2 separate regions of the Homo sapiens genome follow, and region 2 is linked to region 1. The links are chromatin loops, found by intact Hi-C in ENCODE. Cell type or tissue: PC-3. All regions are shown on one strand. Each heading gives the region's core, and the rest is flanking DNA. Links, peaks and the distances in the headings are about the cores only.

Region 1 (16,038 bases), core at 7,747-15,746:
TATTTTTGAAGAAAGAACTCTGTTTGCCAGAAGCATTGTGTTTATTTTATAGCAGGCCACCTCTAAAAATCAGACTTCTTGAATAGGAGTGCTCAAGTTGCATATTCTGTGCATGTGTGTGGTTTTTCCCATTGTAGCTGGGTTGTATATGATGGAGAAAATTTCACTGGTAATCAATACGTGTTGGAAGAAGGCCATTATCCTTGTCTGTCTGCAATGGGATGCCCGCCTGGAGCAACTTTCAAGTCTCTTCGTTTTATAGATGTTGTAAGTATGTCATTGTGAATAGTGTTGCAGAAATGTATGCCTCATATAGCTGATGGTCAGAGTGAGGTAACCAGCCGGTAGAACCTGCTCTTAAAGTTAGTTAAGGGCTTGGAGATGGAACTGTCCATTTGGCTCTGTGTACATCTAGTTTATTGATTCTAACTGGTACACGTTTTCCACCACCCTGTTTTACTCACTTAATCCTCATATGCATATCCCTATGGACCTGAGTGGGAGTCTCTTGGACTATATATTAGGAGTAGAATTACTGGATTTCACATGTAAGAACAGGCAGTTTCATTCAGTACTGCCAGATCCCACCACTTGAGACTCCCACCAGCAGTACACATTGTTGCCATTACTGAATATTCTCTCATTCTAATTTTTGTCAACTTGATAGAATGAGCAGAAAGCAGTATGTCGTCATTGGGTTAATTTGTATTTCACTATTAGTGAGGCTGGTATCTCTTATTTATAATTTGCATTTTCTATTCAAGGAATTGTGTATTGTATCCTTTGCAATTTGGCTTCCTCTACCTTTGGTTGTTATTATTGAAGAAATTCCTTATAGGTTTTTAGTCTATTATTATTCTGTGTTTTAGAGATTTGCAATCAAATGACTTCTCCCAGTTTGCCACTATGTGCTAATCCAGATTATAGTGCCCTCTTTTGGACAGAAGTCTTTCAGTTTGATGTAGTGGAAGTAATATTCAATAGAACAAAACTGCAAGATCATGTTGAGATATTAAAGTCTGGAAGTATCTGTCGTTTCTGACATTTTTATTAGTTTTTGGTAACTGCTTTCTCATAAAAAGCTTTAAACACACGTAATTGCTCATTTTAGTTTTAAATGTAGGAAGAACGTATGTGAGTTGGTTTTCATCTCATCCCTGCCTGCCTGTTTAAATAGCAAAAATGCTACTGAGACATGAAAATAGTAACAAAGAAACATGAAATGAGGTAGTAAGATTCATTAGCTTACAAGTAATGAATAAGACTTTGATTGTTATTCTGCCTAGAATTCTAAAAGCTACCTACAAGTATATATTTGAAAATTTCAATGCCTTCCCTCAACCAGAACTTGGCATATATGCTCACAACACTCTGAGGCTATAGATGACATCTTTTTATGTTTTAATTGTGAGGAAATGAATGTTTTACCCATATGAAGACTACATATCTTTGTGACTTAATACTTCAAAATTATTTAATTGCTTTTTAATACTAAAGTGTTTAGAACATTTTTGGGCTTGCCATCTCAAAAGTGCAATAAAAGTGCAAAGTAGTAATACTACTATAATTTTTGTCTTCTTTCCTCCATGTATGTTTTATATAAACTAATTCCTAGACCACACAAACTACTTCTACACACTAACATGCTCTGTTTACTGATGGACAAAATCTTTTTACCAGTCAGGACACATCCACATAAATGAAGCAGTAAGGTACCGCACCCTTTCCACAAACTTTAAGCAGGATAGGGAAAAAATTGTAATCCCCACATGCTTTTATTTTTTTTTTTTTTGAAATGGAGTCTCACTCAGTTGCCCAGGCTGGAGTGCAGTGGCATGATCTTGACTCACTGCAACCTCCGCCTCCCAGGTTCAAGTGATTCTCTAGTCTCCCACTCAGCCTCCAAAGTAGCTGGGATTACAAGCATGCACCACCATGCCCGGCTAATTTTTTTGTGTTTGTTTGTTTGTTTTTGTATTTTTAATAGAGATGGGGTTTCACCCTGTTGGCCAGGCTGATCTCAAACTCCTGACCTCAAGTGATCCGTCCACCTCGGCCTCCCAAAGTGCTGGGATGACAGGCGTAAGCCACCATGCCCGGCCTCCCACATGCTTTTTAATGCATCATTTATGATCTTAGCAGTACTATCATTAGAGATTAATGTAGAATCAAAAGTGTCTATAATTTGAAAAAACAGGCATAAGCTGCCAACTTTTCATTTTCCTGAACAGTGAACGTTTGTGCTGTTGTCCTCTTTAAAATGATTGACAGTTTGAACATAGAGCTTCCATCCTGTTGTTTTTTTTCTCTCCTCTTGACAATGATTCCTACAGGAAAGTTTGGGAGCATGAGTACACAGAATCATTGTCTTAGTGATGAACAGAAAAAAAAAAGACATTTGAAAATACATACAAGAGGAAGGTTCCCTGATTAGGCAATACCACTGTACACTAAGTGACTAAACATCAGATGCCACAGCCCTCTGACCCTTGGCAATTATGTCCATGACTTTCCAGCCCCTCCTTGTCCCAGTGAAAATGGCTAAGTCAAAAATAAATGCCATCAGAAGTGTTGATATTCCCAGCGTATACCCATTTCTCTTTTTTTTTTCCCCCTGTTTTACAAACTATTTATATTTACCTGCCTTCCTATGCAATGGAGAAACTAACTGCCCCTCTGTGCTTTCTCTCTAGCTTGGAGTACACAAACATCCAGGCTCCCTTGGAAAAGGAGTTTATGGAAAGGCCAAATCTAGCAGATTTTTTGTGCTTTGTCCTTGTAACAAGATGATTTTCACATAAGTTTGAATTATTAACAAAGATGAATAACAGAACATTGTTTTTGTTCCTCAACAGGAATTTTCTGAACCAACAATTATTCTCTTTGAAAGAGAAGACTTCAAAGGAAAAAAGATTGAACTTAATGCAGAAACTGTCAATCTCCGATCCCTGGGATTCAACACACAAATACGCTCTGTTCAGGTTATTGGTGGCATGTGAGTTACCTACTTGTTGACTCAATAAAATAGATCATTTTAAAAATCAAGTTTGGGCTGGGCACAGTGGCTCACGCCTGTATTCCCAACACTTTAGGAGGCCGAGGTAGAAGGATCATTTGAATCCAGGGATTCAAGAAAAGCCTGGGCAACAAAGTGAGACCCCATCTCTACCAAAAATTTAAAAATTAGCCAGGTGTCGTGGCACATGCCTGTGGCCCCAGCTACGTAGGAGGCTGAGGCCGAAGGATCACTTGAGCACAGTAGGTTGAGGCTGCAGTGAGCCGTGTTCACGCCACTGTACTCCAGTCTGAGTGACAAAGCAAGACCCTATCTTAATTTAAAAAAAAAAAATTGATCAGATTTCTCCCTCTCTTATATTATCTTAAACTAATTGACATATACCCTCTCTTTTTGTAAGGGTTAATAATTATGCACCTTTGTAGAACACTTTTCCACTGGGAAAAGTCATATGTAAAGCATCTTTTATTTCATTATCCAGATTTTTAGTTTATTTAAGGTAAGGATTTTGTCTTTAACACCTCTCATAGTCTAGCAAGTAAGAAAGAGCTGACTTTACTTATCCCTTTAAAAAAGAGCAAGTCCTCTGATTTTGGAGCTCAGGGTTGGGATTTTCCTTTAGCTGGGAATGACTGGCAGATGTTATACAAATGATTAAAGGTCAACTTGGAAAGATTTTTTTCCCCTCAACTTCGAATACTTTTGAATAAGATATAAAAATGAATGAGTACCATCAATGTAATACATGTTTTTAAGAAAGTATTTTTCTTTTATTCACAAAAACAATAGGTATGGTCTACCTGTGTACAACAGATGTTGGGGTGGACTACATCTATTTAAAAAATAATCAGGCCGGGCTGGGTGCAGTGGCTCCTGCCTGTAATCCCAGCACTTTGGGAGGGCAAAGCGGGTGGATCACCTGAGGTCAGGAGTTCAGGACCAGCCTGGCCAACGTGGTGAAACCCTGTCTCTACTAAAAAATACAAAAATTAGCCAGGTGTGGTGGTGGGGCCCCTGTAATCCCAGCTACTCAGGAGGCTGAGGCAGGAGAATCACTTGAACCCAGGAGGTGGAGGTTGCAGTGAGCTGAGATCACACCAGTGCACTCCAGCCTGGGTGACAAGAGTGAAACTCCATCTAAAAAAGAAAATAAAAAAAATCACAGAAGCTGGGCGCAGTGACTCACGTCTGTAACCCTAGCACTTTGGGAGGTCAAAGTGGGCAGATCACTGGAACCCAGCAGTTCCAGACAAGCCTGGGCAACATGTTGAAACCCTGTCTCTATTGAAAACACAAAAATTAGTCGGGTGTGGTGGTGCACGCCTGTAGTCCCAGCTACTCAGGAGGCTGAGGTGGGAGATCACTTGAGTCTGGGAGGTTGAGGCTGCAGTGAGCTGTGATCGTGCCACTGCCCTTCAGCCTGGGCAACAGAGTGAGACCTACCTGGAAAAAAAAATTATAGAATATTAGGGTGGTAGAATTATGGGTGATTTTTTTGCAGTAGGTTTTAATATTTTGTTTTTATGATAAGATGACTAAAATGATAAAATTTTATCCAGGATTTAAGTTCCAGGATTAAAAGTAGAGTGCATTCTTCCCTGATGTAATATGCAAGAGAGGAGGGCGCTGGGCTGCTTCCACGCCAGTCTGCGCTTAAACCCATACTTCCTCAGGTGTGCAGCAGTAGCATCTGAGCGGAAGGGAACTGAGTATCTTAGCAGTTTTTTAGATTTAACAAAGATTACTCTCACTGCAGACAAAACTTTTTATTTAACCCTATTTAGCACCTACTAAGAGCTTTGGAAATATTAACAACTTAAAGACCCATTATTACAACTGAAGCTATTTTATGAATAGTTCCCAGGAAGAACTGAGGAATCCACTAAAAGACAATATTTCACTGCTTTACGGAGGAAAAAACTTACCTATTTCTCTTCAAGAATGGAACTTTTTGGCATAAGTACTCATGTAACAAAAATTTGCTATTTGTCAAGAAATTACTTCTTTTAAGTGTTCTAGAAAAGATCATTTTTCCCCCAATGTATGTTAAAAGTATATAGTTCAGTCTAGAAATGGAAAGCATTCTAAAAATAAATGTAATTGGGGTCCACTGTCAAATGAAAATTGCCACTTACTGTGGTTATTTTTGTTTTCAGATGGGTTACTTATGAATATGGCAGTTACAGAGGGCGACAGTTCCTATTGTCACCTGCAGAAGTACCTAATTGGTATGAATTCAGTGGCTGTCGCCAAATAGGTTCTCTACGACCTTTTGTTCAGGTATTTTCTTCCTCTCCATGCTCTGCATAGACTCTTCTCTGAAATTTTTTTGTAAATGCAATCCAACTTTTTATCCAATTTTTTTATTCAAAGTTTATAACTGGCCTCACCCTATAAACTCCTTCCCTGCCCCAATAATCTGGGCTCAGTTTCTGGTGCTAAGAGGTGTGGCTGCTTCAGAAGGCCATCAAACTGAACATCAAACGCAGTTATCCACAGGCAGGCACCCTGCCTCAGGCGCTTTGACATTTTGTCAAACTCTTCTCATTGAGAAAATTTAAAACCTCTGAGACTCTTGAGTATGGTAATTACCCTTAATCCATATCTCACTTTGGATTCTTCCTGATATTCATGCTTGTTCAGTGCTTCCAGCAGCACATCTGGTATAACAACTGCTGGGGGTTTTGTCTTCTAGAAGCGAATTTATTTCAGACTTCGAAACAAAGCAACAGGGTTATTCATGTCAACCAATGGAAACTTAGAGGATCTGAAGCTTCTGAGGATACAGGTCATGGAGGATGTCGGGGCCGATGATCAGATTTGGATCTATCAAGAAGGATGTATCAAATGCAGGGTGAGCTTTAGGATTCCACGGGGGCCTGTGATGGCTTTGCTAGGAGGTGACTCATCCTTTCATATGCTTTTGATCTTTTCTTCAAGTAGATGCAATTTCACAATTCCTGGAGTACTTTCAGAAATGAATTTGTTTTTTTCATGACAGTATATCCTAGCTCTGATAGAACCAGTCTAGGAACTTAAAATGAAAGGTAAATATAGCACTGATCCAAGATAGAATATTTATTTCTATGCTTGATTTTTATATAGTAGTAGAAAAAGGAAGTGTGTTATTCTTCCCTTTTTCCTTAATGTAACTGTTACAGAAACAAACTATAAGCTCCAGCCCTGTCAACAAAAATCACTCTTGGTTTGTTTTGGGGAAATCCACAGAACGGGATGAAGGGTAAAGAGATCCCTCTGTGTGCTGCACAGTCCATTTCCTAAGTGTCATACGTTGTAAATTAGAAAATGGCCCATGTCCCTCCTGCATCATTCCTACTATTAACAGACACTTAAAAGCTGACTGTAGTAAGATTTTTATGAAAGAAGCTCATGCTTCTATGGTAGATAAAACTTTTTTACTCCTTGATTTTGTGAGCTTGACCGTTGGCTCCTGATTTTCTTTAAAAAAACAAAACAAAACAAAACAAAAAACCAAAAAAAACCTGGTGCCCCGTGAGTCAGCAGAAGGAACACAGCCTTGCGAAAAGGAGTACAACTCGTTAATTGGGTCTGTTGTGCTGGAGGGGGAATTCTTTCAGTAAACAGAAGTACTGTTTGGACATGCATAGAAGAACTAGCAGGAGGAACAGAAGTAGTTGTAATATGGAATCATGAAAAGAAGCTTTCTGCCTTTGAATTGTCTTAATCCAAGAAAATGGTGTCTTTCAGCAGTTATTTCTAACAGACATTTCAGTGATGTTATTTAACAACTTTGAATTCAATAGGTCAATGAGAAAAAGTCTCCTAGATTATCACAGTGCTTTCATCTCAATATAGAATAATATACTTTAATTTTTTTTAGACGGGGTCTTGCTCTGTCACCAGGCTGGAGTGCAGTGGCACTATCTCGGCTCACTTCAACCTGTACCTCCCGGGTTCACGCGATTCTCCTGCCTCAGCCTCTCGAGTAGCTGGGACTACAGGCGTGTGCCACCACGCCCAGCTAACTTTTTTGTATTTTTAGTAGAGACGGGGTTTCACCATGTTGGCCAGGATGGTCTTGATCTCCTGACCTCGTGATCCACCTGCCTTGGCCTCCCAAAGTGCTGGGATTACAGGCATAAGCCACTGCGCCTGGCCTACAATAATACACTTTTAACAGGCATTTTTATAGCAACATTGTTTTGTTTTTGTGTTTGAGACAGAGTCTAGCTCTGTTGCCCAGGCTGGAGTGTAGTGGTGCAATCACAGCTCACTGTAGCTTCGACCTCCTGGGCTCAAGGGATCCTCCCACCTCAGCCTCCTGAGTAGCTGGGGCCCACAAGTGCATGCCACTATACCTGGCTAATTTTTAAAACTTTTCTGTAGAGATAGGGTCTCACAAGTGATCCTCTCACCTTGGCCTCCCAAAGAGTTGGGATTACAGTTGTGAGCCACTGTACCTGGCCAGTAATTTTTGTTAATGGCATGTGAACATGACTGCCATACATTATTTATATATTAAGGGTAGATTCACTTCAGGGAAGGGCTCATAAAATCTTTGCATTAAAACACCCTCTAGTGAGTCTGCATTTTTCTGTTTTCATAGCTGGAAAGCATGCCTGTTTAGAAAATTTTAATTCTCATGAAGGAAAGACAAATGCTAATAAATGCAATTCCGAGTTTTAAAATGATAAAATGCCCTTTAGCCACCCAGTGCTACAAAATTAGAGGTGCAGTCATATACTGGAAGGTCAGGCCAAGCAGAGGTGGAGATGTCAGAGGGAGATATAGCTACAGAACCTGCCTGGGATCATGGTCACTTATGACAGGGAAAAATATGATGGGCAGTTCTAATGTTATGAGGCTTTCCCTACTAGTAAGATAGTCTTGCAAAGGGCAGAAGTCTCTGACGATGCACAAACATTGAGATTTTCCCATCATTCGTGTCATCTGAAATAAATGGCATAAATATTTATTGTCCGATTCTAGTTGGCTAAGAGCTGAACTGCCTCATGTGGGGTAAATGAAGCTAGGAACTAAGATAATTTTAAAGCCCAATGTAACCAGAGAAATAATTGCTATGAGACTTACAGCTGGATACATATTTAAGATATCTGGTCTTTTCCACTGAGCAGATAGCAGAAGACTGCTGCCTGACGATTGTGGGCAGCCTGGTAACATCTGGCTCCAAGCTAGGCCTGGCCCTGGACCAGAATGCTGACAGCCAGTTCTGGAGCTTGAAGTCCGATGGCAGGATTTACAGCAAGTTGAAGCCAAATTTAGTTTTAGACATTAAAGGTAAGGGTCACTTCCTTTATTTTCTTTATTGTAATGTGTATGTCTTTTAGTTAAGGAAAAATCTATTCATAACTTTTGAAAATGATGAATGTATTATTAGTAGTAACAGTAAGAGAGCCCCTACTGTGTGCCAGCTGCTGTGCTAGCCACTTTCAGTACACCATGTCCCGTCATCTTCACAGCCGCCCTATGAGGCCTACATTATCCCCTCTCCCTCTTTTCTCCCCAGTTTTACAGACAAAACAACAACAACAACAACAACAAAACCCCGGAAGCTCAAAGGGGTTGGCCAGTTTGGCCACAATCTCACAGCTGTAACTGCTGAACCAGAATCTGGCCATAGGCTGACTTCAAACATTTATTTTATTATAATAGTGTTAGGCTAAAAATCACAAGCTGAAAGGCCGTGATTGCACTTAGTTCGGTAGAGTTGATGATTCTCATGTATACACGTGACCTTTCATTGAAAAGATCTAAGATCTCAAAGGAATTAACACAGCCTACAGGATTTCAATGCAACATGTGTTCAATGAAGCTAATAGGGAGTGAACTGATGGTGCTTGGGGGAGAATAAATTTAGCGTGGTTGTCCTCAAACTTTATTTGCATCAGAATCACCTGGAGGGCGGGTTAAAATAGACTGTGGGGCCACATCCTCAGAGACTGAGTCTGTAGGTCTGGGGTGGGGCCTGATAATTCCTTTTCTAACAAGTTCCCAGGTGTTGCCAATGCTGCTGGTCTGAGGCCCACACCCGGAGAACCACTGATAGTCATTTAAAAATAACATAAGAATGACCTAACCTCTGTGTGGGAACTCAGTGAACTAGTGTGTTGCTATTGACAGGTGCAGATGGTGTGTTCATGTCATCTGGGGTAATTCTGCTTTAAATTAATGGGCACTTTTTTATTCCCTATCAGGAAAGTCAGCACAATTGTGTTTTGTAGCGAACTGGTGATAATGTAACCATACTACATACTCCATTAATTTTTTTAAATTTTTATGAGTATATTACATACTCTATTTTAAATCATCACTACAAAATGACTCAATTTTACTTTAATCAGGGATTTAGGCCAATGCTGTCATTAAAGTTTATGATGTAGGGGTAAAGAGCCAGGTGCCGTGGCTCACGCCTGTAATCCCAGCACTTTGGGAGGCCCTGGTGGGTGGATCACGAGGTCAGGAGATCGAGACCATCCTGGCTAACATGGTGAAACCCCGTCTCTACTAAAAAATACAAAAAAATTAGCTGGGTGTGGTGGTGGGCGCCTGTAGTCCCAGCTATTTGGGAGGCTGAGGCAGGAGAATCGCGTCAACCCGGGAGGCGGACGTTGCACTGAGCCGAGATTGTGCCACTGCACTCCAGCCTAGGCGACAGGGCAAGACTTCGTCTCAAAAAAAAAAAAGTTGTAGGGACAAGAAAGTGCTGTAATCTGATTTTTAAAAAACAACTTTTCTGGATAATGGAGAACGAATCTGGACATTTTCATCAGGGGCTTTGGTAACTGTATGGGGAGCAAAAGTGGCTGTCACTTCTGAATGATCTCCAGGTAGGTAGCTTGGCCAACCCACTTAAAACAATGGACTTAGGATCAGACAGAATCTGAGAAGTTGGAAAGATGCTCAGAAGCAAACAATGCCTTTGCCTTCATTAAAGGGGGCACTTAGGGAACACAAACTAAGCACTGCAACTACAGGCTGGATGGAGACCACAAAGATCATATAAAATGCAAGTAGTACCCTTGGATATAAGAAAATAAATGCAATATTCAGAAACCAAACAGTAACATATAGTACAGCTCCCTCACCTTACATTTGGTACAACAGATTTGTCAATATGTAGACAGGTGAAATACTCATTTTATAGATGATCAACCTGAGGTTCAAACTAGTTAAGAATTATGCAGATCTTTGTTTATTCTTATTTTGATAAACTTTATTGCACTAGAGTGCTTCAGTGTTGACAAGAGTTTCAAAATCTCCAGAGACACCAAAGAAATGTGACTCAATTGGAAAAAATGGAGTTTTTGACACAATGTTAGAGAAAGTAGGGTATGTAGTTCTCAAAGGAAATCTGACCAAACCTTCCTGTTTTTTACAAATGTGATCTGCTTCCTATGTCCAGGGTGGACAACACTATGATCCTTAGCTAGAGCTTTCTTCTCTTATTCTTTCAACATGTATTCACGGGGTACACACTATGTGCCAGGCTCGGTGCTAGACACGGAGGGCACCAGCGTGAAAAAAAAAAAAAAAAGCCTCCTCCTTGGCTTCAGACAGTTTACGTTCTAGATGCGCTAGGCACACAGGATGTCCCTGACTTGTTACATTAGCAGCGGACCAGAAGGAAGGACACCTCACTCCTTGTCTTGGCTCTGACATGAACCGTGGGACTCTAGGTTTCTTAAGACTTCTTTTTAAAGCTCCAGAGCCCCTTCCTAAATGACACTATATAAATTACTCAAGTGCCTGCTGAGTAAGCATAATGTCCCGTATATTTGTGAAATCTCAGTATCTAGCACGGTAGCAACAACAGTCTTTTTTTTTTTTTTTTTTTTTTTTTGAGACGGAGTCTCACTCTGTCGTCCAGGCTGGAGTGCAATGACACGATCTCGGCTCACTGCAACCTCCGCCTCCTGGGTTCAAGCAATTCTCCTGCCTTAGCCTCCTGAGTAGCTGGGATTACAGGTGCCTGCCACCACGCCCGGCTAGCTACAACAGTTTTAATTCCTTGTTAAACTGAATTTAATTTTCTCAGACTGGGAGAATGGTGCCATCTTGTGGACATGAGAGAGCAGCGCCGCACGTCCCACACCCCATGCAAAGGAAAATATAAACACGTCTCTTCTCGTTGGTGCACTTACTAGCAGACCATGATTTCCATTAGCTACAACTACTGAACCATTTGTTATCTATTAAAATTGCCCTAAGAATTATTAGATCATGCATCTGTCTTCTAGCTCATCTTCTTGTGTTTGGGAAATGAGTTCTTTTGGTAGACATTCATGTATTATTCCAGACCACATACCTTGTAACAACAGTGGAAGCTGATTCATGTTCACTTTAAAAAACATGAAGTCTGCACAATTTAAACACTCTCCAAAGGCAAGAGAATGAATCAAATTATTTCTCAAGAACTTTCTAGTTTTCATGATTCTAGTTGAATTTATATGAAAGTATTTTAAGATACTTTACTTTTAAAATACAAAAGATACTCTTAAAATACAAAAAGTATTTTAACATACTATAATGAAGAATGAAAAGAGACATTGTGACTTTAATACTTCCTGAAATTTCAGTGGAGTATGCTGTGTGTCTCTGTCTCGGCAGAGTGTAGGGTTTGCTGGTAGTTTTTTCCCTACTGCTACAAACTTACACATAAAGGCCCAAAACACCTTACCCTTGTATTCTATAGTACATCTAGCCATACATCTAGCTGTGTAGAGGCTGTAGATTACCAATGATGATAAATCAGTGTCTCACAAGAGAAGAGACGATTTCCTTCCTCAACTATAATACCTAGATTTATTGTGTAAATTCCCAAACCTTTTTCATATTTTGTAAATGCTTCAAAGGTGAAAAGAATGTTTATTTCTTCTTGATCCAAGGAGGAAGCATGCTTTCAATACCAGTCACTCCCTGCATCAAAATGCACAGATTTTTACTTTGATGGGGTCTTTGTTGATACATCCTTGGTGCTGAGGTTTATGCTAAAAAAAGGATAAGCCATCTGAAGGGATCTTTATTCTACACTGGAAAAAAAAAAATCAGATAACCCTTTTGTTAATGATACTTCTCCAAAGAAAGAAGCCATGAGGCTGTTTTTAGCACTAAAGTATCTGAAACATCCAGTAAGCACCTTTGGAAAATCTTACAAACATTCTGGTAACAGGGAGAGAGTTCATGATAATAGTTTTACAATACTGTGGTACTCAGCATCCTAAATGCTATGAAATTTTATCCACCAACTGAGTCCCCAGTAGTGACAATGCTACCGCGTCCCCTTATGTACTTCCGGGTGTCATCCAAACCTCCCCTTTGACCTAATACAGCCCGTTTTCATTGTTCATGCAAGTGCTGTTCCTCGATAACCATTCCTCCCACCTTTCCACCACTGCCAGGACTACCTGCTCTTTCCTCGCTGGTGTCTCGAATCTACCATCTCACCACCAAATATATGTTAGTCTCTTTACTCCTTTTCCCTTCTCTCGGGTTTTCCCAGTTCCCTTGAATTTCAGACATTGTAAGAGTGACTGTGGACTAGCTCTTAAGAACTGGGTAGAAAAAGGAGCCCGTGAGGTGGGATGTCCTGTGTGAAGGTGCTGGTGCCCCAATGGTGGGATCTGGACAGATTCACCCATGGCAGGTTGACCCTCTCATCCCACAGGGGCCCAGGCTTCCCTCCCTGCCTTGCCTCCTTGAGGCATGCAGTTCTACACCTTGTTTACTTGCTTACTTTTGCTGTACTGGTGTTAGGGGAATTGTGTCTGCTATAGACCCTTCACCATGGGTACATTCATCTTTTATTATTTTCCTTTCTTTTAGGGGGCACACAGTATGATCAAAATCACATTATCCTCAACACTGTCAGCAAAGAGAAGTTTACACAAGTGTGGGAAGCCATGGTCCTATATACCTGAACAAAGAAGGAAGAAGAATCTTCTGGAGGTCCTTCCAGCCACCTTATTTCTTAAAAAGGACAATGCTGATGGAAGACCAGACTGGAAAGTGGATCGACTCCTCCTTCATTGATTCTAAATTCAACCTTAAATCATGCTGCCATGACTCAGAGAACTTACTCATCGTTTCAAAAGACTATCATAGCTTTAAACCAATAATTTGTCCTCCTTTCATTTCTTGCCTTTCATTTTTGGTAGCTGCTTAAACAGGTTGCCTAATTAGCAGCTTTTGGGTGATTTTGTAAAATGTTATATCAAGATTTCAAGACTGTGTACATTTTAAATTATTTCCAAAGATAGTGACAGGAGAGAACTGGAACAAATTTACCAACTTTGTGGACCTACAAAGCCCTTACACTTTAAAGGGTAAGACAAAGGCTTAAGTTTGAAAGGTAGAGAACTGTTTAGCATCTGAGAAGAAATACTTTATTAGGCCTGTAATTTTGGTTCTTGGCCTTAAACACTTTCTGGAACCTTTAAATATGCTGCATAGCACAATGGGAAAGCCTTAGGTATTCACACATTTAAGGAACTCTAAACAAAATACTATTTTCCTTTAGTTCATATTAAAAATTAATACATTTTAAAAATTTAATGTCAAAGTCTGGTAACATTTGTTAGTAGGATTTGAGTTATTATTTTTTGAGACAGGATCTCAGGCTGGAGTGCAGTGGCACAATCACGGCTCACTGCAGCCTCTACCTCCCCAGGCTCAGGTGATCCTCCCACCTCAGCCTCCCAAGTAGCTGGGACTATAGGCACACATCACCAAGCCCAGCCAAATTTTGTTTTTTTTTTGTAGAGATGGGGTTTCATCACGTTGCCCAGGCTGATCTCGAACCTCTGGGCTCAAGCAATTCACTCGCCTCGGCCTCCCAAAATGCTGGGATTACAGGCCTGAGCCACTGCGCCCAGCCAGGATTTGAATTATTTTAACTCATCCATGGGCTGCCCTAGAATGTCACAAATGAGGGTTGTTTAATGCCTTTCTTATAGCTGCTACTGGAACACTATTATGACCTAATTTATGAGCCATCCTTACTCATCTACAAGTGCTGAAGCAATGTTACATACTTTTTTGCTAAACTCAGATTTTTTAGCCTAATTTCTTGTCCTCCTATCCACCTGCATCCACACATGGCCTGCATGGGGCTGCCTTCCCTGCAGTGTTCTGCAGCCATGCTTCAGGGTATAGCTGTTGGTGGACAGCCTCAGGTCTTGGGGGCACTATAGCCACTAAACGAGGTGTGAAAGGCTCAAGAGGATGACCAGCAATTAATTATCCCCAGAAAGTGAAGGAAAAGAGACCTTTAGGGATGTTGCTGGTCAAGTCTTGATTTGACCGGAGTCAAATCAATCTTCAAGCAATCTTGGAATCCTCAACTGCAGTAAGCATTTCAAAATGCAAACAAACTGCTTAACAACTGACAAGACACCAGCCCATACGCTGCTCTTCCAACAGTGGGTTCTAGCTTTGAACAAAAGTGCTAAACATTTCCTTGAATATATTCTTCCTCTTTTTGTCCTCATCACTCAATACTGGTGCTCTTGTCACAGGTAGAACAGCTTGTTTCTTTTCCATCTATTCAAGTGTGTTTCTAATTCTAAAATGCTGATCTTCTCTGGAGTCTATGGTAGGCAATTATGGTCACTGGAATAGTTTGTCTTGTTTTAAAATATTATTGGTGCATGTACAACAGCATCCAACATATCTGTCTTGTTCCTAGATATATAGCTCTGATTTTAGGCCTTTTGTGCATACCATTACAATATGGTGGGGTAAGACATTCTACAGTAGCCTGTGCTGAACTGATCTCTTAAATAAACTTGCTTCTGGTTAACTATGTTGATGAAATCTGAGAGTCCATTCAGTAGCCCTCATCTCACCCTTCAAAGAGAGTCAGCTAGCAGATTAGAAACAAATGTCTGATTAGGATGAAGCAGGTTTGAGGGGTGCTGGTATAATAGCAAGAAAGATTTGCTGACCACTCTCTTTCCAAACTCCATAGTTTCTGAGTGGAAACGAGGATGAGTGAGGTCCTGGCTCAAGTATTTTACTCCCACTACCACCTGGGAGCCCTCCAGGAAAAGAGCTGAGGCTGCTCCAGATGGAAGTCAAGAGCAGCTGGTATTTACACCTGGAAAATCAGATTTTTTTTTCTTTTGCAATAACTCGGTAGTAAGACCAGACCAACAATTTTAGAGAAAAGCCTACATCTAACATACATGCTACCAAACGAGTGTCTAACAGGAATAAACCAAGCAGAAATCTCAAAACAGGTCTACATCAAAAGTTACAAGCAAGCATATCAGGTGCAATACTGAGGATGAGTATATTAGGAAGTAAAAACACTTACCGTAAATGAATATTCGAAGTGCACACTGCAATGGGTTGATTGGAGAGATATCTAAATGTAAACATTTGACATCAAAGTGGCAAGCTTTGGGCTCCATTGGAAGGCTGCAATTTCCATGGAAAAGCCCTCAGAGAAGCATGTTTCAATTGCCGAAACAGGCCTAATCCTTATGCAAGATGTAAGGGTTTTAAAAAGTTAGAAACTCTGCTCTCACCTTTCAATATTAAGAGCATAAACAAATGAATCACCAGGCAGATTTTTATATATGACACTAAGAGATTTAGAACTTTAAGAGCTGTGGTGACCACATTATGGTGGAGGAACAAAAAAGGAAACCTTGGCAGTTAGAAAGCTGCTCAGTGATGAATTCAAGAAGGAACCAGCTTTAAATTATCTCTTCATGCCAACATCCATCTATACACTGAAAGTTTTAGTATTGTACATTAAGACGATCAGGCCCAGCAGGGTGGTTCACGCCTGTAATCCCAGAACTTTGGGAGACTGACATGGTGGATCACTTAAGCCCAGGAGTTTGAGACCAGCCTGGGCAACATGGCAAAACTGTCTCTACTAAAAATACAAAAAAACTAGCTGGGTGTGGTGATGCATACCTGTAGTCCTACCTACTTGAGAGGCTGAAGCAGGAGAATCGCTTAAGGTCAAGGCTGCAGTGAGCTGTGATTGTGCCACTGCACTCCAGCCTGGG
Region 2 (15,502 bases), core at 3,002-11,001, 120 kb after region 1:
CCTCAGCCTCCCAAGTAGCTGGGACTAGAGGCACATGCCACCACGCCCCACTAATTTTTGTATTTCTGGTAGACACGGGGTTTCACCATATTGGCCAGGATGGTCTGGCTCTCCTGACCTTGTGATCCACCCGCCATGGCCTCCCAAAGTGCTGGGACCATGCTTGGCAAATTTCTTTTTTATCAGCAGTTGTTTTAAAATTAAAGACAACCAACTGAAACATAAAGGAAATCTATTGATAATTAAATTTATTGTCCAGCATTTGTCAACAGATTTCATGGTAAAACCCAGCCCCTGTGAGCCTCAGTTTCCTCATCCATCTAACAGGGGTAATAACATCTGCTCCATTGACAGTGGAGAATTACCATGAGAACTGAAGACATGAAAGCAATTTGAAAGTTGCCAAACCATTTTATCTTTTTTTTTTTTTTTTTTTGAGACAGGGTCTCACTCTGTCACCTAGGCTGGAGTGCAGTGGCACAATCACAGATCACTGCAGCCTCAACCTCTCAACCTCCTGGGTTCCAGCAATCCTCCTGCCTCAGCCTCCTGAGTAGCTGGGACTAGAGGCTACTACAGGCATGTGCCACCACACCCAGCTAATTTAATAAAAAAAAATTGTAAAGATGGAGTCTGGCTATGTTGCCCAAGCTGGTCCTAAACTCCTGGGCTCATGCGATCTTCCCCGCTTAGCCTCCCAAAATGCTGGGATTGCAGGCATGAGCCACCGTGACCGGCCTACAATTTTAAATAGACCATTATCATTACTTATTTAAAAAGAGACAACTAGTCCCTTCTAAATACATCCAAATTGCCCAATTCATCTGTCTTCACTGACACTAGGGTTGCAGTGTTGAGCACTGAATTGGTAGTTTAATTTCCTGTCCAGGAAAATGATAATGTAACAACTAGGTGCAAAATACCCAATCCCCTTCCCTGCCTTTCCTTCCCTCCCACAGGGATTGATCCCTAGAGTCCTCCCTAGTCAGCCTCTGCCTGCCAGTCCGTCTCTGAGTCTGCATACTGAGCAACCCAATCTGTGATAATTTCGTACCAGAAATGGTCTGAGAAAGCAATGCTAAGATGGGATTTTGGAGCTGGATCACATGCCATCTGGTTGGCATTGAGAACTCCATTGCCAGTTGTGGGAGAGGCACAGACAGCACAAGGCAACAGTGCAATTGTTAAAACTTTTACAGGCACGGTGGCTCACGCCTGTAATCCTAGCACTTTGGGAGGCCAAGGGGGTGTGGATCACCTGAGGTCGGAAGTTCAAGACCAGCCTGGCCAACATGGCGAAATCCTGTCTCTACTAAAAATACAAAAATAGCAAATTAGCTGGGCATGATGGCACATGCCTGTAATCCCAGCTACTCTGGAGTCTGAGGCAGAAGAATTGCTTGAACCCAGGAGGCGGAGGTTGCAGTGAGCTGAGATCACCCCACTGCACTCCAGCCTGGGCAACAGAGCGAGACTCCATCTCAAAAAACAAAACAAAAAAAAACCTCCACTTTCATTTGTGGTGGCAAATGTACTGGCTGGTGCATTGTACCAGGCATTTGAGCAGTGTAGAGGAAATAATCACCACAAGGACAGTAAAGGTGGCTATCGCTATGCTCAACCAGTGCTTTGGAAAAAGAAAACAAAAGACTAAGAGTGATTAATCAACTTTCAAAAGCTAAGAGTGGCAGCCAGAAGGCCTCCTTGGTAGCATATGATGAATCTCTTTTCTCCTGCCATAGGGGTGCAGAGAAAGCTGAGGACCAAGCTCAGAACTTCTCATGAAGGTAGCTTTAAAGGTTAATCTCTCAACCTAGGCAGGTTTGCTCTGCCAAGGTCAGGGCTCTGACTGACAAAAAATAGGAGCCTGACAGTAGGACGGGGGCATCTGGGTTGAGGCACCTACAGAACTGAGGTCCATCCGTCCCCCATTATGGGCTACTATTCCCCTCTTCTTGAAGACAATGCAGACGTTGCTCCCCTGCATAACAACATGTGCCCCCTAGATCCGTCCCAACTTCCTATCCTGGCCACTAGGCCAATCCCTAGGTCTAAGTCACCACATAACTCAGCTGGGGAGGAAAGGGACTAGACACAAAAGGAATTGTAGGACCCGGTCAGCAAGTACAGGCAGGAGCCAGGGGAGAAGACATGGGGCAGGATGTCCGAGGGTGCTGGATCAAGGCAGGCAAAATGTTATTTTGAATAAGAAAGTGTTTATTGAGAGCACCACTCTGGCATACAGGATTCAACACTCTGGCAAGGCCCCAGAAGATGGTGCAAACATGCTGTTAGGAAGCCAGGGAAAAGCAATGGTCCATGCTAAGTGTGACTGAAATGCCAGAATTGCCTTGGCAGATGGATCACAAGGCTCACAGAAGTGGACATGCTAGAACAGAATAGATGTGCCATGTAAGGCATGGATGACTATGCTCCGCGGGAGAGTCCAGAGTCTACACAGTTCGCCAAGGGAATAAGGAACAGCTGGGGAGAGGGCACCAACAGCTCTAAGGATTCAGTGGTAGCTCCTCTCTGCAGGCCAGGATCCCTTGTTAAAAAAAATTACTAAGAATTTTGGCCGGGCGCGGTGGCTCACGCCTGTAATCCCAGCACTTTGGGAGGCTGAGGCGGGCGGATCACAAGGTCAGGAGATCAAGACCATTCTGGCTAACACGGTGAAACCCCTTCTCCACTAAAAATACAAAAAATTAGCCAGGCATGGTGGCGGGCGCCTGTAGTCCCAACTACTCTGGAGGCTGAGGCAGGAGAATGGCGTGAACCCGGGAGGCGGAGCTTGCAGTGAGCCGAGATCGCGCCACTGCACTCCAGCCTGGGCGACAGAGCAAGACTCCATCTCAAAAAAAAAAAAAATTATTAAGAATTTCAAGAGGGTAACAGTCTGTCTTTACAGGACTGGGCTCACTGTGTAGCAATGAGGATGATAGGACAGTTCCCACTTCCCCCTACAAACACCCTCCATAGAGGCCAAGTGGGAGTACTTAACCATCAGTAGCCAGGTGGATGCAATTATTGTAATGACTGGCAGGGTGGAGTGGCAGCCAAGAGGCCTGACCTGCAGAGAGGTATGGAGATGGTTAACGAATATAATGTGCTTAGGGAAAAACACATGAGGAGACAAAAAGAGTACTACATAATCTGTACAAACAAATCAAGGATGGAGGTTCAGGACAGTCATTCCAATGAAAAGTCAGGATGTCTTGCCCAGTTTTCAGAACTGAGCCAGTTTTGGGTCCCAGAACCCATGAATTGAAAGAGATTCTGGGGCCAGGTGCAGTGGCTCACACCTGTAATCTCAACACTTTGGGAGGCCAAGGTGGGTTGATCACCTGAGGTCAGGAATTTGAGACCAGCCTGGCCAACATAGTGAAACCCCATCTCTACTAAAAATACAAAAACTTAACCAAGCGTGGTGGCACACCTATAGTCCCAGCTACTTGGGAGGCCGAGGCAGGAGAATCACTTGAACCTGAGAGGCAGAGGTTGCAGTGAGCCGAGATCACACCTGCACTCCAGCCTGGGTGACAGAGCGAGACTCCATCTCAAAAACAAACAAACAGACAAACAAAAAACAAAAGACAGAAAGAGAGGCTGGGTGCCCAGGAAGGCACAAGTATTCACAGTATTGATTTCCCGATTCTTCCTCAGAGAGGTGAATAACCATTTAATTTGGTAACTTCACACTGGAGAAAGGGGACTATCCAAACATTCTGAGGACCGCTGGACACAGACTCCAGGTTGACAGTAATACCCAGAGACCTGAACCACCATCATGGGACCCTGTTAGAGCGGGTGCCAGGGCCATCCTTGTGGATGTACGACGTGTGCAGCCACACAGGACTTTGCATTTAGAAGGTTCTATGTGTGGTTTAATTATTGGTTTAATGCTCTACTGTTACCCGCTTGAAATTCTTAATAATTTTTTTAACAAGGGGTCCTGTATTTTCAGTTTCTGCTAGGCCCCTTAAAAAATATATATGCAGTTGGTCATGGTGGGGAATATATGAGGGGCCTGGTAATAAATGGAGTTATGGTTCAGGTGTGGCTTACAGTGAATTCATTGGGTCTGCACACTCATCCATAGTCATTTCCTAGTCTCTGAATGTATGTTTGGAATAGACATTCCTGGCAATTAACACAACCCCACACTGCTTCTTTGGCCAGTGGGGTAAGAGCTATCAGGGTGAATACAGCCAAGCGTAAAGCTCTGAAATTGGTACCCTCTTACACACACACACACACACACACACGCAAAATAGTAAAGCAAAAACAATATTGCATCACAGAGGGTCTGGCAGAAATGAGTGCCACCCTTAAAAACATAAAGAATACAGGGGTGGTGAACCCCATCATGTCTCCATTTAATTCACCATTTTGTCACCTGTAAACAAACAAACAAAAACAATTTGAAGGGTAACTGTGGACTAAGAAGTAGCCCTGATTGCAGCTGTTGGGCCAGATGTGATATCTTTGCTAGACCCCATTTAAATTTCACCAACTGTCCAAACAATGCCTCTTTTTCTTTTAAGGTATAGGAATCCCATATGAAAACATACATTGCACTTATGTGTCGGTCCAGAACAATTCTGCAGCGTTTCACCCTCTCTCATATCTTTTTTTTTTTTTTTTTTTTTTTTTGAGACGGCAACACTTGTTGCCCAGGCTGGAGTATGATGGCACGATCTTTGCTCACTGTAACCTTCGCCTCCCGGGTTTAAGCAATTCTCCTGCCTCAGCCTCCCGAGTAGCTGAGATTACAGGCAGGTGCCACCATGCCTGGCTAATTTTTTGTATTTTTAGTAGAGACAGCATTTCTCCATGTTGGTCAGGCTGGTCTCAAACTCCCGACCTCAGGTGATCTGCCCGCCTCAGCCTCCCAAAGTGCTGGGATTACAGGCGTGAGCCACCGTGCCCAGTCCACCCTCTTTCAGTTTAAAAGTATAGGCCTTTCATTTTGTAGGATGATCATCCACCTGGGTGTGTCCAGTGTTTACCCATGGCCAGACTAGAGCCATAGATTCTTGGAAGGAATACTGCAACAGTGATTCTGTGCTCTTTCTTAGCCCATCGCATCAGGAATACAAGGCCAACCCGTCCCACCACTGGTGACATTTCCCTTGATCACTCGTATTTGGAGTCTGCCAGTTTTCTCGACTGTAAAGTCACCAGTCCTCCCTTTGCATTTGGTTGGTTATTTTGTGCAGAAATATTCTGAGATTATGCCAACACCTGTTCCTCACCAAACTTCTACCTACCAGCCTTAGCATCCATTGATGACCTCGTCTCTATCAGCTACCACAGATTGGGCTGCCAAATGGTAATTATCTATTTCCATTATTCCTTCTACAATTATTAGCTGGCATTCTACTGAAAGGAAGTGTTTTCCCTTTCTCTTATTTGTTTATATAATCATGGATTCATGGATTTCTATTGTAATCAAGGTTTACAATTCTATACTCTTATTTATTTTTATGCTCAAATTGTCCTCCCTTTGGCCAGGGGATACCGCTTCAAGCTAGCTTCTATGTTCTGTCTTACCGCCTCATCATTCTTTGCACATTTTTACATTTTCTGACACAAGAGGATATTTCTGTGCCCCCAGTCCAGTGGGGGCCCGCCTTGGTATTTGGAAACCAAGATCTGAGAAGGGAAGCTTCACTTAAAACATTTTTGAACTTTGCATCTGCTCCCCAATATTTCTGTTTTCTCTAAGTTCCTTCTTGTTTCTTTTTTTCTTTTCCATGCTGGAGGCTTTCTTTAAATGCTTGGCCATTCTTGGCTGTCTATTTGCATGGGAGTGAGGCATTGAAAAGCCTGTGATTAGAAGATATGTATGGAGAAGAGAGGGAGAGGTCATTGACTGGTAGATTTTACTTTAGGGTTTTAGAGTGATCTGGCCAGGCCAATTCATTAAATTTGAGTGACAATCGATTTTTTTTCTGTTTATGGCTCGGTCAGTTTTTATCAGAAGAATCTTCCAGTCTCCTCCCTAGAAAATAGGTACCTAGATGCCAGTGTTCGTAGAGCTGAGTTGAGCAAAGAGCTAGGATCCCACACCTGTTTAGTAGATTCCTATATAATGCCCACATTCTGTATGGAACTTTCACCCTCAGCTGTGCCTGGTGTCGTCAACCCTGGAGTCCCCAAGATTCAGCCTCTTTAAAGAATGAATCTTTAAAGCAGAGGACATACAGAGCATTCAACCTAACTCTTTTACAGATTTTTAACCAGTGCTGTTTTCTGCCTGGTGCCTCTAGCTCCTGAGCTTTTTATTTTGGGAGGTTGGGGGTGAGGTGAGTGAGGCATCCTTTGGCCAGAGTAAGCCTGGTTCTAGACTTTTCCTGGGGATACATTTTGATTTTTCTTATTTCCCAAATCAGTGGTTCTCAGCCAGCGGAATTTTACCCTCAGGAACATTTGGCAATAACTGGAGGCATTTTTGGTTGTCACAACTAGGGAGGGGTGCTACTGGCATCTAGTGGGTAGAGACCAGGAATGCTGCTACAGATGCCATCTACAGTGAAACATTCTATGGCTCAAAATGTCAATAATACCAAGGTTGAGAAACCTTGCCCTAAATCATTTAGTGCAAACACTTCCAGCTTCTAGTTTTTTATGCTACTTCATTTTTTTCTTTTGTTCTCTGTTTTTCTGACTTTTAAAATCACATTGCCTTTTAAAATTATTTAATGTCATTTAGGAGTTGTTTCCAGAGGGAGTGATAGTAAACATAATTGTCTAACTGGCACATTTAACCAGAACTCCTGTGGTGGCATGTGAATTCATATTTGCAAAAGTGTTTCAATTCCTGTCTCAAACACCGGCATAGACAAATGTTCAGTGTTAGGAAGAATGTGTTAACCCAGGAGTGAAACAGAAAGCATGTGGAGTCGGCTAGAAAGGGACTTTGTGTCTTATGTAACATACAATTGCTCTGAAGGTAAGCCGTTAATTTTTTAAAATAAAAATGCAGAAATAAAAGCTGCAGGCTACAACAGTACATTCGCAGTCGAAATGTAAAAATACTTTTTTATTTTCACAGGGGCTGAACAGAATTTTTATGAAGGACATTTGGCTCCTGCACGTACATACATTATGGGTTTGTGGGGTTTTTTTTGTTTGTTTTTTTTTTAATTGAGATGGCGTCTCACTGTGTCTCCCAGGCTGGAGTGTAGTGGCACCATCTCGGCTCACTACAAGCTCCGCCTCCCGGATTCACGCCATTCTCCTGCCTCAGCCTCCCGAGTAGCTGGGACTACAGGCGCCCGCCACCACGCCTGGCTAATTTTTTTGTATTTTTAGTAGAGCCGGGGTTTCACCGTGTTAGCCAGGATAGTCTCAATGTCCTGACCTTGTGAATCTCCCACCTCGGCCTCCCAAAGTGCTGGGATTACAGGCGTGAGTCACCGCGCCCGGCCTGGGGTTTTTTTGTTAATTAAATTAAATTAAATTTGTCTGAGACAGGGTCTCACTCTGCCACCCAGGCTGGAGTGCAGTGGTGTGATCTCAGCTCATAGCAGCCTCAACCTCCAGGGCTCAAGTAATCCTCCCACCTCAGCCCCACACCACCCCAAGTAGCTGGGACTACAGGCACATACCACCACGCCTGGATAATTTTCGTATTTTTTGTAGAGATGGGGTTTCACCATGCTGCCCAGGCTAGTCACGAACCATACATTATGTTTAAACTTACCACGCGTGCCTAAGAGTCATTAGCATTTCCCATTGGTTGCTCTGGTCAGTGGTGTTGGCTTAAGCTGAGACTAGATAACATAGGACTTGCTGCATTTACACTGAATCTTAAGACAGGAACCCAGCAGGCCATCACTAAAGAGGTTTGTAAGTAACTAAGTGTAAGAATACAGAATGGGAACTCTTTCGTGTGTACCCAGAGACTCCATTCCCTCCACACCATGGACTCGTCATTCTCTGAAAGCTCCGTGTGCCAACAGTGAACATGCATTGGGCATATTAAGTGTTTTGGTCTTTTATTCTGGCACCTCATTTAAAAGTATAACACTTTCGTGAGGTCCTTGACAAATTAATAAACCCACTTATTTATTTAAATAAAATAAAACTTTTTACAAAGTCTAATTAGAAATTGCTCTGGACTAGAAAACAGCTTTAAAATGATGTCGTTCTTTTTTGTTGTTGTGTTGTTTTTGTTTTTGAGACAGAATTTCGCTTTTGCTGTCCAGGCTGGAGTGCAAATGGCACGATCTTGGCTAACTGCAACCTCCACCGCCGGGGTTCAAGAGATTCTCCTGCCTCAGCCTCCCGAGTAGCTGGGATTTATAGGCGCCTGCCACCACGTTCAGCTAATTTTTCGTATTTTATTTATTTATTTATTTGAGACAGAGTTTCGCTCTTGTTGCCCAAGCTGGAGTGCAATGGCATGATCTCGGCTCACTGCAACTCTGCCTCCCGGGTTCAAATTATTATCCTGACTCAGCCTCCCAAGTAGCTGGGATTACAGGCATGCGCCACCATGCCCGGCTGATTTTTTGTATTTTTAGTACACGGGGTTTCTCCATATTGGTCAAGCTGGTCTTGAACTCCTGACCTCAGGTGATCCGCCAGCCTCGGCCTCCCAAAGTGGTGGGATTACAGGCGTGAGCTACCACGCCCAGCTAAATGATGTAGTTTTATCATTGCTAGTTTTCCAGTGGACTTGGGAAATTAATATATTCCCTATGAAGGAAAATAAATTAAGTAAAAGAATCAATCACTGTGCTAACAAGAATGACTTTTGCATACCTCTGCAAAATAAGCTCAGTGAGTTTTTGTGAAATCAAATGTATGAAATATAAGTTAAAATAAAGTTTTGAGGAGCAGCTTTTTGTTTTTTTTTTTGAGACGGAGTCTTGCTCTGTTGCCCTGGCTGGAGTGCAGTGGCACCATCTCGGCTCACTGCAAGCTCCACCTCCCGAGTTCACACCATTCTCCTGCCTCAGCCTCCCGAATAGCTGGGACTACAGGTATCCTCCACCATACCCGGCTAATTTTTTGTATTTTTAGTAGAGACGGGGGTTTCACTGTGTTAGCCAGGATGGTCTCGATCTCCTGACCTTGTGATCCGCCCTCCTTGGCCTCCCAAAGTGCTGGGATTACAGGCGTGAGACACCGGGCCCAGCTCCGAGGAGCAGTTTTTAAGTGTATTCCCTAAGATTTTTTTTCTTATTTTAACTCAAGCTTTTTCTTATTTTTGGTCAATAAGGGTTTTTATATAGTTAAGAAAATTATCCTTGTTAAAAGCTAAGTCTTTGGTTGAAAATCATACACATACTCTCCCAGTATCTCTGGATGTGTCCTTTTCCATGAAAAACCTCTATGGTTCTCAAAAACACAGTAGAAATACCTATATAAGGAAAACTTGATAAATTTACATATTCAATATTAAAGAATTGCTTCAATTGTGTAAATAGTTCCATTTGCTATTATTTGAAGAGAAAAGTATTTAGGCAGCCTAAAAAGGAAATGTAAGCCTGCATTCATGATGGTGTTTATTATAGATAAAATGCTTCTGAAACTAAATGATTTCAGTAGTCCTTGACGTAAAAGTAAAGGCAAAAACATACGATATCATTTCTTTCTGATGTCATTTCCCATTCTCATAAAGAAAGCAAGTAAACATAATTGCATTTCAAATAAAGTATCTTGGTTGGCTAAGGTTAAATCAGGTTTTAAGCTATCAGGAAATTTCTTCCTTCAGAGAGATTAGAAGACCTACCTGTTTCTCCTGGACGTGAAACATAGAGTTCCAGTAACCATAGCCATACAGAAGATATGTCTCCCAGAGCCACACTAAAGTCATCACTTCCAGTCACTCTCATCTAAGACATTGGTAGTTAAACACATTTTAATCTGTGGCATTGAACAAAGGTGATATTTCTATGCTGTCAAGTGCTAGTAGAGTAAATGAAAGACTAAAATAACAAATTGAAAATGCTCCTATCTTTGAAAAAAACCTTTTTTTATTATTAAGAATATCAACCTCTTTATTAAAAAATTAGAAAATGCAAGTAAATTAAAAGAAGGAGCCTGTAATCCCACCATCCAGAGGAAACATGGTTGATCTGTTTCTATAGTGTATATTCTTCTAGACTACTGAATAATCGTATGCACCTTGAAAAACTTACATAATATAGAAAAAAAATCTTTTGCACAAATAGTATTATATCCAGTCCTTTTAAAATAATCTGGACTTTTAATTCCAGAGGTCCTGACATGATCTCTTTCCTTTGAAAAGCAAAGCCTGCCATCTGGTTTCTGCAGGTCATTAAAGGGTTTTTGCTGGAGTTTATCCTGGCAGGGGACTGCCAGGCAGTTGGGCTTCGGTGGCAAGTCCTGACTCACCAAGTCGGCGGCATCACATGACAACTTGCTCCAGCCTCTCCTTTGTAATGAATTTGGCTTCTACTGCTACACAAAACACCCTTGGAGACTAAAACCTACAAATGTTATGCATTCCTAGACTTGGAGAGAAACTATAGCTACCAAGCCCATTCTTTGTCCTAGATTCAAATGAAAACACTGTAATGTGACCTCCCACGGGTTTTCCTCTATAATAAATTTACAGAACTTCTGAAAAGATTACTAATAATTAATTATTTCCTTGTCCCCTCCCACCCCTTGTCAAATGACTCTGAAATCTAATTTCTTTTCCTTCTGACAAACAGAAAAAGGAAAGCTACGAAAGCTCCCTGTACAATTCCCTCACCTGTTTACAGCCCATTCTTATTTCAACAATCCTAGGAACTGGCAGAAAGAGAGGGTGCAGGGAAGAAAGGGTGTTACTTGTCACCCAGTGCAAGCAAACAAGATGTTGTGAAAGAAATTATGTCCTTCCAAAATTTGTATGTCAAAGGGCCTTTAAAGAGGTAATTAGGTGGCCGGGCACAGTGGCTCACACCTGTAATCCCAGCACTTTGGGAGGCCGAGGTGGGAGGATCACTTGGGCCCAGGAATTCAAGACTAACTTGGACAGCATAGTGAAACCCCACCTCTATTTGTTTTTAATTTTTTAAAAAGAGGTAATTAGGTTGAATGAGGTCATTGGGTGGGGCCCTAATGTAATCTGACTGATTTCCTTGTAAGAAGAGGGAGAGGCACCAGGGGTCCACACCCGAAGAGGGATAACTGTGTGAAGAGGCAGCAGGAGAGCAGCCATGTGCAAGCCAAGGAAAGAGACCTGAGGGGAATCCAACTCTGCTGGCACCTTGATCTTGGATGTCCACCCTCCAGGACCGCAAGAAAATACATTTCTGTTGTTTAAGCCATGCAGTCTTTGGTACTTTGTTCTGGCAGCCTGAGCAGATTAATACACAAGGCAAAAGGACACCTAAAACGTTTCCCTGAAGAACTATCTAGACTGTCCCCTGGATGAATCTCCTCAGTCCAGCAACCTTACAAAGCACACACACACACACACACACACACACACACACACACACACACAAATGTGTCCAAAGAAGTTCAGTAACTACCAAATGATTAAACTTAGAGCTTGACTATTTACAATCAACGCTGTCTTCCCAAAGGTTACATCTTAAAGGCTCTTGTCTGGTGTGTGTGTATTCTTCCTTCTAGCTCTCCAGTCATGCTCTCTTGAGTCATTTCACAGCTCCCTAATTGGTTTTATATTTTTCCAAGTGCCAGTGTTCTGATAAAAGCTGTTTACAGCCTCACCACTTGTGGCAGAGGAGGTGGAGGGAGGTGGAGGGACTGTTGACAGAAGCTGTTTCTAAGAAACTCATCTCTTGTTTCCATTGATACAGTCTGTGATGGAAGAAGAATCCTAAGGGACAAACTTAGGGAACAAAATATAAAATACCAAGCAGGGGAGTGATTCCTTGCAGGGCGATATTCACACATCATTCAACAGCTGTGGATGGAACTCCTCCTCTGTGCCAGGGCGGTAATATGACCTCCCATGGGTTTTCCTCAGTAATAAACCTATGGGACTTCTAAAAAGATTATTAATAATTAAGTAACAGTTTCCTTGCCCCCCTCCTAACCCTTGTCAAATGACTCCAAAATCTAATTTCTTTTCCTTCTGATGAACAGAAAAAGGAAAGCTAATCTTGAAACTCCCTGCACCGTTCTCAAACCTGTTTACAGCTCATTCCTGTTTCAACAGTCCTAGGAACTGGCAGAAAGAGTGGGTGCAGGGGATCTAGCCATGAGAAGTTAGCCATGAATGAGTTAATGGTCCAGTTAAGTGTGATGTTTTAATTAATGAACCCTAAGACTAACGCTGCTTTAAAACAAAACTGCATGCATTAAAAAAAAAAAATCTCACATTCTGAAGGCACCATAGAGATGTTTGGTGATTAGAATGAGGAAAGGAGGAGAGGGGATGGACTCTCTGGAGGGCTAAGAGGCAGGAGTGGAGTGAGGCAGTAGTTCCCTTAGAAGGCAGAGACAAGAGGAGGCAGGGGCTAAGGAAGAGGAAGACTTGACCTTCTCTCAGCTGTAACTGCAGGGCAGGTCGCAGCTCAGCACAAATGCTGGGCTCCTGGCATGGCTTCCTCTGGTAAAAACGTTTTCTGACAATGAGATGTGAGGTTGGACCATGTCCTCTTGGTTAATTAACATGTAGCTGTGATGCCTTCTCTGTGGCGGGCACGCCTTGCTGGTATCAGGCTCCGCCAGCCCTCTAGGGGAGAGAAGTGACTCTTGGAGGCAGGCCTAAGCTCGCTATTTCTCGGCCAGGAGAAAGAAGCACTGGTGCATACATTGCAAGCCCCAGATCAGCAGTCACACTGAATACCACTCCCCTTACCCCTTCACCTACCTCAGATCTTCCCCTATACCCACGCCATACACCCACACCATGGGGCAGAGAGCAGCTCCCCAAACAGCACCCTGGATCAATCAAGCCCAGAGCTGTTTCCTTGGGAAGTGTTCTAGATCTATACCTATGGAAGATAATCAGCCCATAGAAAACTAAGGGTTTTACTGCTTCAGGAGACAGAGAAATAGAGGGAAAGACTATATAGGAAAAGTACTGTACTAGACAGTAAAAGAAAAAAATGAGACCATGGAAATGAACTTCCTATTAGAGGCCTGACCCAGGGCCTTTATGACTCTTGGTATCTGCTCCTGAGCCTCCCAGTTTAAAAAACTGACAGGAGTTCAACAGATAAATTTGACCTAGAGTTGAAAGAAGACATTCAAATTCCCAAAAGACAATGGCTTCCAGGGACACTTGTGGGGGTTTCTGTTACTTCATAGTTTGAACCTTTAAATCTTATAGTACAGGGGATACGATAGAACTCTCTTAGATTCGAATAAACCCTCAGATTCTATTTCTACCCCTCAAAACAACAGCCAGGGCAGTCTTTTTCACAATTCTCATGCTCATCTTGGCTGATCCTGGTGTGTTTTCTTTGCTTTGATTTTCACATGTACCATCTCCTGCAGCTAAGCTTCTGTGTTAACCTCCTGTCATCGTCTCTTTCATGGGCAGCCCAGTAAGCCACACCTCCTGAGACTCATGCGCTTGTACAGTCTTCTCCTCTTGAAGCTGGGCTGGCCCTGTGACTGTTTTGAGCAATGCATACAATGTGGTGAAAATTATTTCTGGGACTCCTGAGTCCAGGCACCAAGATCAGGAAGCTTCTCCTCTTGTATTTAGGGGAAGCTGGCCACATTGTAAGAAGTCGGACTATGCTGAGACTGTCATGATGACAGAAAACCCAAGCTAGCCAGGTGGAGAGATCACACAGAAAGAGATGCCTGGCCAGCTGTTACCTGATATGCCATCATGTAAGTAAAAAGTCCACCTTGGATGGTCCAGCTCATAGATGCCATGTACAGCAGAGGTGAGCCATTCCTGCCAAGCCCTGCCCAATTGCAGAATTGTGAGTAAATAAATAATTACTATTGTTTTAAGCCACTATATTTTGGGATGAGTTGTTACATAGCCATTGAAAACCAAAACACCTCTCTCCACCAAGTCATTTCCATCACTTCCTTCAAGACGGAGGCCAAGTCACCTACATTGGAAACGTACCTGACAAGCTCAATACAGCTCATCTTATTTTAGAATTTGGTAGTTTGGATTATGCAGTTCTATGCCTGCTTTTGGTCAGTTTCATACATTTACCTATCCCTAAAATTAATAATGACAATGGCCAATGCTGAGCATCATGGATCAGGCACTGTGGCTGGGAATAATGTTATTCCTATTTTACAGATGAGGAAACTGCGGCACTGAGCGGTTAAGCACCCTATCCAAAGGTGGTTCTGTATAAGTACCCTTCCCAATGTCCTTGTCCCTCTATTGCTTTGGTGATATGCACTTTGAACTTGAAGTGCTAAAAAGGAAGCTGATGTGGAGACAACAGAATGGCATCTGTTTTGCAGGCAAGAAGATAAAGGAAGGACAGAGGTTAAACTAAGAGATGCAGAAATTATAGTATATCAGCCAGGTGTGGTGGCTCATGCCTGTAAACCCAGCCCTTTGGGAAGCCGATGCGGGCGGATCACGAGGTGAGAAGTTCCAGACCAGCCTGACCAACATGGTGAAACCCTGTCTCTACTAAAAATACAAAAATTAGCCAGGCATGATGGCGCCTGCCTGTAATCCCAGCTACTCAGGCAGCTGAGGTAGGAGAATCGCTTGAACCCAGGAGGTGGAGGTTGCAGTGAGCTGAGATCGCGCCACTGCACTCCAGCCTGGGCGACAGAGCAAGACTACATCTCAAAAAAAGAAAAAGAAAAAAGAAAGAAATTGTAGTACATCAGTGATGAGTACTGGAGCAGTAAGGTCATATGGGCTTGGGGGAATTGACTGGGATGATTTTGTCATTTGTGGGTTTGGGATGAGATTTATATGAAGAGTGGTTCTACTTTGATTGGGATGCATGTGAGATGACCTGCTGCTTTCTATTTAGTTTTTGTAACAAGCTTTCATTTGTACTAACTTGGATGGGTTTCTCTCCATTGCCATGAAAAGATTTCTGGCTAGGGTCGCCTCCAAAAGATCCTGTCTAGATGACCAGAGGAGATGGCCATAAAATAAGACATTATAAAATATGTTTACTGGATATGCAGCTTTCTACCCAGTGAAACATAGATTTCCTGACAGATTTTATGTTAGGAGAGAAATGAAAGACTATGCCAGGAAACATGAAGTTCTTAGGAAATAATTTGGTTATAAACATATTTCCTTAATAGGATACAATTTGATTCTAACTCTCATTACCTTTTGACAAGAATAGTAAGACACTGGTTGTTTAGTCAGTGATTCGTGAAGCTTTCGCAAATGTTCACAGCCCACTGGGGTACACAGAGCAGATGCCAACATCCATCCTCATTTTACTGACGGGACTGAACTAAAGGGCTTGATGACTGCCCGAGATCACATATGTAGTCGGTCAGAAGCTGGTCGGATCTTCAGGTTCCTGGATCAGTGCTCTCCCCAACACTGAGCATTATTCCATGCTGTCTTTTTCACTCATGTGGATGTCAAGGAGAT

Evidence for each region. Peaks named below come from ENCODE experiments on the same cell type or tissue, not always from the same donor. Only the 100,000 strongest peaks of a DNase experiment are listed, where the experiment ranks them.
Region 2: it touches region 1 in a loop (8-fold over the local background); 2 of 110 quality-filtered maps call a loop at or near these places.

The regions. Positions count from the first base shown.
Region 1 is chr6:106,555,631-106,571,668 of GRCh38, forward strand. CRYBG1 (crystallin beta-gamma domain containing 1) reads left to right here. Exons shown (of 22, transcript NM_001371242.2): 17 at 138-267; 18 at 2,856-2,995; 19 at 5,173-5,296; 20 at 5,712-5,870; 21 at 8,134-8,296; 22 at 12,842-16,038. The coding sequence ends at 12,936. RTN4IP1 (reticulon 4 interacting protein 1) reads right to left here. Exons shown (of 9, transcript NM_032730.5): 9 at 15,141-16,038. Among named protein-coding and RNA genes, the nearest start is that of RTN4IP1, 66 kb to the right of the region's middle. In PC-3, for the core only: a CTCF peak has its summit at 11,094 (motif pointing left); a DNase peak (open chromatin) is centred at 11,091.
Region 2 is chr6:106,681,887-106,697,388 of GRCh38, forward strand. It overlaps LINC02526 (long intergenic non-protein coding RNA 2526), which reads left to right and starts at 13,599. Exons shown (of 3, transcript NR_149100.1): 1 at 13,599-13,788; 2 at 14,389-14,514. In PC-3, for the core only: a CTCF peak has its summit at 6,513 (motif pointing left); a DNase peak (open chromatin) is centred at 4,135; H3K27ac peaks cover 296 bases.